Linked DNA regions of Homo sapiens: region 1 is linked to region 2. Evidence: chromatin loops called from intact Hi-C (ENCODE). Cell type or tissue: mammary epithelial cell. All regions are shown on one strand. Links, peaks and the distances in the headings refer to the core of each region. The heading gives the core; the rest is flanking DNA. Region 1 overlaps ZNF384 (zinc finger protein 384). Region 2 holds the start of PTMS (parathymosin).

Region 1 (4,510 bases), core at 238-4,237, 82 kb before region 2:
AACAAAGCAAAGATGGGAGTCTCACGTTTTCAGGCAACAGAATCAAGATACAATCAGATCACAGTTTAAGAGAATTCAATCTTGCCAAACTTTTTGGGAAGGAGCAATCACATCTTTTACATCTGTATCTTACAAATATCCCCAACATACGACTTTATCACCTAAGACACAATTACATATTTAATGAATTGAACAACGGTAGACTACCTACATATAGATTTTGCAGACAATGCTAGGGGTTCAAGTCTCAATGCATAATCCCTGTCTAACCTTCTAGTGGAAAGAAATGACAGACAAGAGATAAGAGTGGTGATAAATGGTGGGAATTAAGTAGAGAATTAAGATGGAGAGAATGGGTGTGGTGGCTCATGCCTGTAATTCCTGCACTTTGGGAGGCTGAGGCAGGTGGATCACTTGAGGTCAGGACTTTGAGACCAGCCTGGTCAACATGGTGAAACCCCATCTCTACTAAAAATACAAAAATTAGCCAGGCATGGTGGCACACGCCTGTAATCCCAGCTACTCAGGAGGCTGCGGCAGGAGAATTGCTTGAACCCAGGAGGTGGAGGTTGCAGCGAGCCGAGATCTAACCACTGCACTGCAGCCTGGGCAACAGAGCAAGACTGTCTCAAAAAAAAAATAAAATAAAATAAAAAAGATTAAAAATAATAATTAGGAGGGAGAATAAACGAAAGAAAGGGCCAATGTATAATTTTCCCAAAAGAATCAAGGAAGTTGGCTGGGTGTGGTGGCTCATGCCTGTAATCCTAACACTTTGGGAGGGCGAGGTAGGTGGGTCACTTGAGCTCAGGAGTTCAAGATCACCCTGGCCAACACGGCAAAACCCCATCTCTAATAAAAATACAAAAATTAGCAAGGTGTGGTGGCACACACCTGTAGTCCCAGCTACTTGGGAGGCTGAGGCAGGAGAATCACCTGAGTGCAGTAAGTCGAGATTGCACCACCACAGTCCAGCCTGGGTGACAGAGCAAGACCCTGTCTCAAAAAAAAAAAAAAAAAAAAAGAATCAAGGAAGTAAAGTAAATGCACTATGGATGTGAAAACGTAGGAAGGAGGAGGCTGAGCACGGTGGCTCATGCCTGCAATCCCAGCACTTTGGGAGGCCAAGGCAGGTGGATCACAAGGTCAGAAGTTCAAGACCAGTCTGGCCAAGATGGTGAAACCTTGTCTCTACTGAAAGTACAAATATTAGCCAGGCATGGTGGCGCACGCCTGTAGTCCCAGCTATTCAGGAGGCTGAGAAAGGAGAATCACCTGAACCTGGGAGGTGGAGGTTGCAGTGTGCCAAGATCGCACCACTGCACTCGAGCCTGGGCAACAGAGTGAGAATCCGTCTCAAAAAAAAAAACTGGTGGACAATATCACCACTATCATTATCATTAAAACTTATTAAGCACTTATTGTGTTCAAGGTAGTGTTCTAAGCACTTTACAACTACTACATCATTTAGTCCCTGCAACAATGAGGTAGGTACTGTAATTCCCATTTGAAATGAGGAAACTGGAGGCACAGAGTCCAACAGTAAATAGCAAAGCAGGAATGTGAATCCAGGCACCAAAGGGCAAGTTAAGGAAAGGGGTTCTACAAGGAACCAAAACCATATAACTGTAGTACACACTTTCTGATGTTATGGCTTGATCCAGGAAATAAAATTTAGAATATTTCCAGGAATGAACTATTTTCCAGCTAGTTCTCAAAAAATGTTTTCAAAATTGAAGTTTTTGATAACAGCAAAATGACATGCAGTTCAAGGTCATATTCCTTATTCTGTGAAACCTCACTTAGCTACCAAGATAACTTACTTTAGGATGACAGAGCCTGAATAAAGAGGCCGGACTTTACAAAGGAAAATAAATAAAAAGCCCCTCCACTTACTTGGATGCCTAGTTTATTGCATCCAATAAACTGGTGTGTCTGGTCCAAGGACAAGACACTACATATGCGTTACCAGCTTCCGATAAATAGGTCAGCCCAAAAGGGAGACCACAGAGAGAACTGCTCATCCAACTATAAGCAACCTTTACCAGCAAAATGACACCTGAGAAATGCTATGCCACTGTGCTACTGATGAGGCTGACTTCATCTTTGTACTCCTGAAATGAGATCAATGGAGAGCTAAGAATCAAAACTATTGCTAGAATACAATGTAAATGGCGCCCCCTAGAGTTGTGTAACAGGGCGTTCTGGGGCCAGATCACTCAAATATCTGCTTACTGTCTGTTTTACCGCTTACTCTATCTTTCGTGGAGGAAATTTCTCCAAATCATCCCAACATTCAATCAGGCACATATCAACATTCTTATCACCCAAAGAAGCCCACTGATGTTACACAGAAAACTCATGTCTACACAGAGAGTGCCAATTTTAATGATTATGCCTATATATTTAAAGAAAGTACTTTGGGAGGCCAAAGTAAGAGAATCACTTGAGCCCAGGAATTCAAGAACAGTCTGGGCAAAATAGGGAGACCCTGTATCTACAAAAAATTAAAAAAGTAGCCGGGCATGGTGGCTCACACCTGTAGTCCCAGTTACTTGGGAGGCTGAGGCAGGAGGATTGCTTGAGCCCAGGAAGTCGAGGCTGCAGTCAGCCATTATCACGCCACTGCACTCCAGTCTGGCCAAAAGAGTGAGACCCTGTCTCAAAAAGAAAAAAAGAAAAAGAAATAGAAAGGAAAGAAAAAACAGAAGAGAAGGAAAGATATAATTTGGTGGAAAGAAAAATGCTGGCAGGCTGAAAATCTGGGTTCTCATATCAACTTTACTATTGCACCAAGCCTCAACTGTTCTGTTAATAGGAAGGGAGGTTTACTGCTGGGCGAGGTGGCTCACACCTGTAATCCTAGCACTTTGGGAGGCCGAGGCAGGTGGACTGCCTGAGCTTAGGAGTTCAAGACCAGCCTGGGCAACATGGTGAAATCCCATCTCTACTAAAATACAAAAAATTAGCTGGGCATGGTGGCATGCGCCTGTAATCCCAACTACTCAGGAGGCTGAGACAGGGAATTGCCTGAACCTGGGAGGTGGAGTGGAGGTTGCAGTGAAAGGAGATCAGACCACTGCACTCCAGCCTGGGCGACAGAGCGAGACTCAGTCTCAAAAAAAAAAAAAAAAAAAAAAAAAGAAGGCAGGTTTACTCTAATTAAGTTGGAGAGTAATTTTCTCTTAAGAGACACAAGGAACTACATATTCCTTCTCCAATCTCAAATCTCAGAAGCCCTCAGGAGATAAAGAAGAGAGACACTATCAAGTATTAATAATAGTCGTGAAACACGGTAGGACTTGAACTCTTGGCCCAGAGCTTTGTCTATCTGACCACATCCTTCCGTAATGCTACCAACCATCCAGGGATAAAGATGACATGGCCTCCAGCAGGTGTTTTTGGCAGATATGGTGAAGACCACCATCTCTTTCCCAGAACCCACTAATTGTTTTTTTACTGTTGTTTTTTCAAATAAAGCATGATTTTCTTTCCCCAAGAAAACAGCATTCCCTTAACACAACCAACCCTTAGAAAACCATGAAATACACTCATCAAGTTCAGTAGCTAGAGAATGGCCTTGGGAATCAAGACTTCTGAATTCTTTTTTTATGAGACAGAGTCTCATTTTGTTGCCCAGGCTGAAGTGTAATGGCGTGATCTCAGCTCACTGCAACCTCCACCTCCTGGGTTCAAGCAATTCTCCTGCCTCAGCCTCCCAAGTAGCTGGGATTACAGGCGCTTGCCAACACATCTGGATAATTTTTGTATTTCTAGTAGAGACGGGATTTTGCTATGTTGGCCAGGCTGGTCTTGAACTTCTGACCTCAGGTGATCCGCTCTCCTCAGCCTCCCAAAGTGCTGAGATTACAGGCGTAAGCCACCGTGCCCGGCCAAGACTTGTGAATTCTAATTCTAGGTCCTATATCAGTGGATGACTCTTAACTATTTAAGTGGATGAATTAACCATTTTACTAGGTTTCTATCAGGATGGAGGATGGAAGAGGATGAGGCCTGTATAAATAAGTTTGTAAGGCATATGGTGATGAGATAAAGGCAGCACAAAAAAGAGAAAGAATGAAATGCCCCAAGTGCTCCTGAAAAGAAGAGTTACAGAAACACTTCCACAAGATGAGGACTATTAGCGACAATTAGTGAAAATTACATAAGGACTACATAATTACAAAGGAACTACCCAAAAGTAACAAATCTATAGCCTCCGGTTTAGAAATCATCTACAAGTAGCATCAACAAGAAAAAGATGGAAAAAAACAATCAACTTGAATTCAACTACAGAAAGAACTTAAGACGCTATTGAGAAACCATTCCAAAACACACAACTGCAGAAAGGTTACCTTAGCTCAAGACTTGAAATGAAGAAACACAGAGAAAGTTTTTTTTGTTTCTCCAAAAGGAAACAAAATCTCTTTCTCTCAGGGTCTAAAGACATTCAAGAAGGGCCATCCCAGTAGGATGTGACGCTTTCCCGCCAGTATCCATAAACTCTTCC
Region 2 (4,217 bases), core at 1-4,000:
CCCCAAGATTTTTGAGGAGACTGAGACTGAAATATTGATAGAAAAGTCAGAAAGAGAAACTGGGAGGCGTGTACATCAAGGGACCAAAAGATGGTGTATTTAAGCACTCAAACACAAAATAATGATAATGATCATCAACGTAGTTTTTTATTAATAAAATGAAAATAATAAGATGAGGAATAATGATAATGACAGACAAATATGGGAGTGCACGCACACCAAAGGTCTTTTTCCAAACCCCAGCCTTCCACTCTGTCCACCTTCCTGACCTTTAATACACAACCCAGCCCCTGTTCCCTTCTGAAATCCCAAGCTTTTCAAAATGACTCAAAGATACCGAGATTGAGGGCGAGGAGCTGAGGATGTGTGGAATAGGGTGGGGCTGGAACTCCAGACCTGGACCTGTATTATATTTGCAAAGGAGGCAAATATAACCCAGAAAGGCTAGGGAAGATGGCAGCAGAGGAATGAGAAAAGCTGAAGGATGGAAAATGTAAAAAATGAGGACAGAAAGAGGAGTTGAGGAAAGCCAGCCAAGAATAGAGGGCCAGGTGCCTGACTCAGATAAGACAAGAGCAGGGTTGTCTGGGAAAGATAGGGAAAGAGACCAGAGGTGGAAGGGCAGAAGAGAGTCAGTGAGGAGTGGAGAAGAGGTGAGAGAAGAATGGGAGCGATTCGAGTTATAATTGGTTGTGAAGGAGGGGTCTAGGTACAGATGACTGAGGACGGATGAAGAGAAATAGAAGGACCAGGCGAATAAAAGTGAGGTGAGACGGGCGAATAAGAGAGGTAGAAGATGGAAGAGAGCTGGAAGACAGCAAAGGAGACCAGGGGGCCTGACTCCCCCCGGCTCACAGCACGGGGCCAGGAAGGGAGGCACCCGGCAAGGGTCACAAGTGTCAATCTGGCGGGACAGAAGGCTGGGCCGCCCTTTCTGCCCTCCCATCCCTCCTCAAGGCCATCCAGAGAATGTGGATGGAGGATGAGAGGGGGAAATCCGGCGTGGTGTGGAAGGAGCGCCCGAACCCTCTTCCTCTTCTTTAAGCTTTTGGTTTCTCAAATACCTGCCCTATCTTCCCATCTGCTCCCCTCACCCCACCCCTTGGCAAAATCCCAGGGCTTTTTTTGGGGTCAGTAGGATTCTGGCCACCTCTCCAGTCCGCCCCCAAAAGCCAGACTCCACATTCGCAGGCAGTAGGTTGGGATTTGGAAAGGTGCCTCCCCGCAGGAACCCCACCCCTTCCCACCTCCTCGCCCCACTCTTTCTCCGCGGCCGTCAGTCTCTCCATTTCCCCCTCCTGGTCTCGTCCTCCCTCCCGACTCCCTAGCTCTCCCTCCCCTCGCTTTCATCCTCCTATCCCCACCTCTCCAACCTCCTCTTTCATCCCCCTCCCCTCTCCTCTCCTCCCCGCTCCCGCCTGCCCCACCCCTGGGAAGCCCCTCCCGTCGGGCAGCGCCGCCTTATAAGCGGGTTCCCTTCCCGGGGGCGGCAGCGGCTGGTCGGCGGCAGCTCTGCTGGTGCGGGGGCGGCGAGCCCGGGATCGAGCTACCGCGGCCGAGCGCGCCGGCCACCGCCTGCACCGCCCTTCCGCCCGCCCTCCGGACGGCCGCAGCCCTGCGGGTCTCCGCTCCAGACCCACCCCCGCCCCACCCCGCGCGCCTCTGCCGCCTCTTCCAGAGACCCAGCTTGCCGAGCGGCCGCCGCTGCCGCTGTCGCCGCCGCCGCCGCCACCGCGCCAGGTTCCGGCCGCGGCCACCCTCCGCCGTCCAGGGCCCCTCCGTCTCGGCCCCGGGACCCCGGCTCCCCGCCAGCCCCGGCCCCGGCCCCGGCACCATGTCGGAGAAAAGCGTGGAGGCAGCGGCCGAGTTGAGCGCCAAGGTACGGGCGGGGGCGGCGGCGGCCCGGACCTCGCGCAGCCCTGGGGCCCGGCGCGGTCCTTCGCCCCAGGCCGCCCCCGACGGCCCCGCGCGGCCCTTGCGCCCGGGTCCTGGCGGACCCCACTGCGCCCTCCCACCGCTCCCCGGCCCGGAGCTCCTTTCCCGGCTCCGCGCGGCTAGCGCCAGCGCCCTCTAGCTGCCCTGCGCGCACCACGGCGCCCGGCCTCGCCGCTCCGGTCGCGCCGTCCCCCGCAGCCGTCCCCACCCCTCTTCGGCCCCACCTCGCTGACCGGATCCCGTCCGGCTTCCCGTCCGAACGCCCCGAGTCTCACTTTGCCGCGCCCCCTCCCTGCGCCCCGCTGCCGCGTCTTTGCTTGCAACCTGACCTCACCTTTCCTCGCTAAGCGGTTTGAGATCCTCAAGTGTAAACAGGACTCTCCCTGGAGGCTGCTCCTCCGGGCCCCTCCCCGCGGCCCGACCGTCGCTCGCTTCTCTCCCCGGACGGCGGCCGCCTCTGTTTTCTCGTTCCCTCCCCTCAGCTGGCTTTCAGCTTTCTTTTCTCTTCATCGTCCCCTTCCCGCATACACACTGAAAGAATCTCGAATTCCTAAAAATTAGAAGCGGGGCAGGACTAGCCTTCGAAAAAGCCGAGGCTGGGCATTGCATGGCATTGCGTCGAGCTGTCCTCGCCCTCATCAGCTCCCTTCCCCGGCCCCATCCGTTCGCCCTTGCCTCTCTTCCAGCCTTCCTCTAATTTCCCCAGGGAACCTGCGGAGTGTCGCTTTGGGAAATTAACGCGGCCGGGGTTTGGGGGCTGGGAGCCCTATCTTGTGTGTGTATGTGTATGGCGGGGGGGGGGGGCGCGGTGGTTGCTGAGGGGCCGTCACACAGGTCTCCCGGAGGCCCGCGGAGTGAAACGGGGGGAGCCAATGGGATTAACGGCGGTGGGAGAGGGGCTGTGTGCGATCTGCCAAGGTGCGCCCGTGTGGCCCTCCGGCGGGCTGTGCGGTGGCATGTGACTTCACTGAGTAGGTGTCTTTGTATGTCTGAAATCCAGCGAGTGTGTGGGACTGCCCGTGTCAGTTACATGTGTGCATGTGGAGACGTAGATGTTCTGGAGCCATGTTGTCGCTTTGTGAGTGCTGAGTGGCTCCGCTGTGCTCCCGTGCTGTCTCAAGAGTGTGGACCAGAATGGCCCAACGCTGGGCCATGTGTCTCCCATCGCGTGGGTGCTCCTCTCTAACTGTGTCTGTGCATGGCTGTCGGCCGGTGTCGGTGTGTGTGCCTGTGTTGAGTAAATGAGGCCAGAGGGCTGCTTAGCAGAAGACCTAGGGCCCAGGTCACATATTCTCCTGGAAAAGGGATCATGGAAGGACAGTGACCAGAAGGACAGAACAGGGGAGGAGAGGGCCCGGCCCCTTGAACTTTGGTCTCTGGTATTCTCCCTCCCTGCATCAGCCCAGATGGGAAAGTCAGGCCAGGGCCATACAGACTTTTGGTGCTGGGGCCCCCAGAGAGAAGCTGACCAGCTCTTTGCTCTCCTGGCCCAGGACGTAGGGAAGAGCCCCCTAGGTAGTGGAAATGCCATACTGACCTTGTGGCACAGAAATGAAGACCTCACGGTGGGGTGGAAGGGCACCCTCTCTGGAGTGAGAGTGAAGAGTTCTGAGCTACCCTTAAAGGGAGAAGGGAATTGAGTGCCCCCCAGGGCAGCCGTTCTGCACCAGGCTCCTCTCCTATCCCCTATCCTGTTCCAGAAAGGACCCCCCCGCCCAGGGTGATCTCACACAGGAGACTTCCATTCACATGGAATCAGATACACAGCGTGGCACACCAACACCAGATCAGATCACACAAGGACACCTACCGTGTTACACTGTGCCTGCCAAGGAGTGGGTGGGGAGAGCACTGGAATCTGAATTGGGAGGCTAGTGTAGTGTCCAGAAGGGACTCAGATGTGCCATATCAGCACAGGACGTCAACCTATGCCTGCTAGGATCTTGGGGTGAAGGAGAGGGGCTGGCTGGTGGGAGGGTCTCCTAGACTGGTCCCTCCCTCTTCTCCATTCCTATCCCACCCCAGTCACAGACCTTGTTTGTTGCTCTCTCCTTGTTTCCCACGCCTGCTACTCTTCCCCTCCTTGTTTTCTCTTCTACTTCACCTACATTTCCACCGTAAATGGCTACTTCCACTACACCCATGCATACACCATGGGAGGCAGGGATAGAGGAAACTACTTGAACTGTTTTGGGGCGGGGAGGGCAGAAAGTGGGAGGGGTGCTGGGAATGTGCTAAGGTGTAGTGTTTGGCCAAGTAGGGGCCTGAGGATTAGGGAGACA

The links. A loop is a pair of places that touch in the nucleus more often than their neighbours do. Peaks named below come from ENCODE experiments on the same cell type or tissue, not always from the same donor. Only the 100,000 strongest peaks of a DNase experiment are listed, where the experiment ranks them.
Region 1: a loop joins it to region 2, with 2.0 times the contacts of the local background. A loop is called at or near these places in 25 of 110 quality-filtered maps.

What each region holds. Positions count from the first base shown.
Region 1 is chr12:6,682,659-6,687,168 of GRCh38, forward strand. All of the region lies in intron 2 of ZNF384 (zinc finger protein 384), which reads right to left. Among named protein-coding and RNA genes, the nearest start is that of ZNF384, 4.5 kb to the right of the region's middle. In mammary epithelial cell, for the core only: a CTCF peak has its summit at 2,172 (motif pointing left); no DNase peak of the experiment used is centred there.
Region 2 is chr12:6,764,872-6,769,088 of GRCh38, forward strand. PTMS (parathymosin) reads left to right here and starts at 1,492. Exons shown (of 5, transcript NM_002824.6): 1 at 1,492-1,879. The coding sequence starts at 1,835. RefSeq lists silencers at 1,357-1,686, 1,797-2,296. In mammary epithelial cell, for the core only: a CTCF peak has its summit at 2,070; DNase peaks (open chromatin) are centred at 1,390 and 2,170; H3K4me3 peaks cover 3,139 bases; H3K27ac peaks cover 1,257 bases.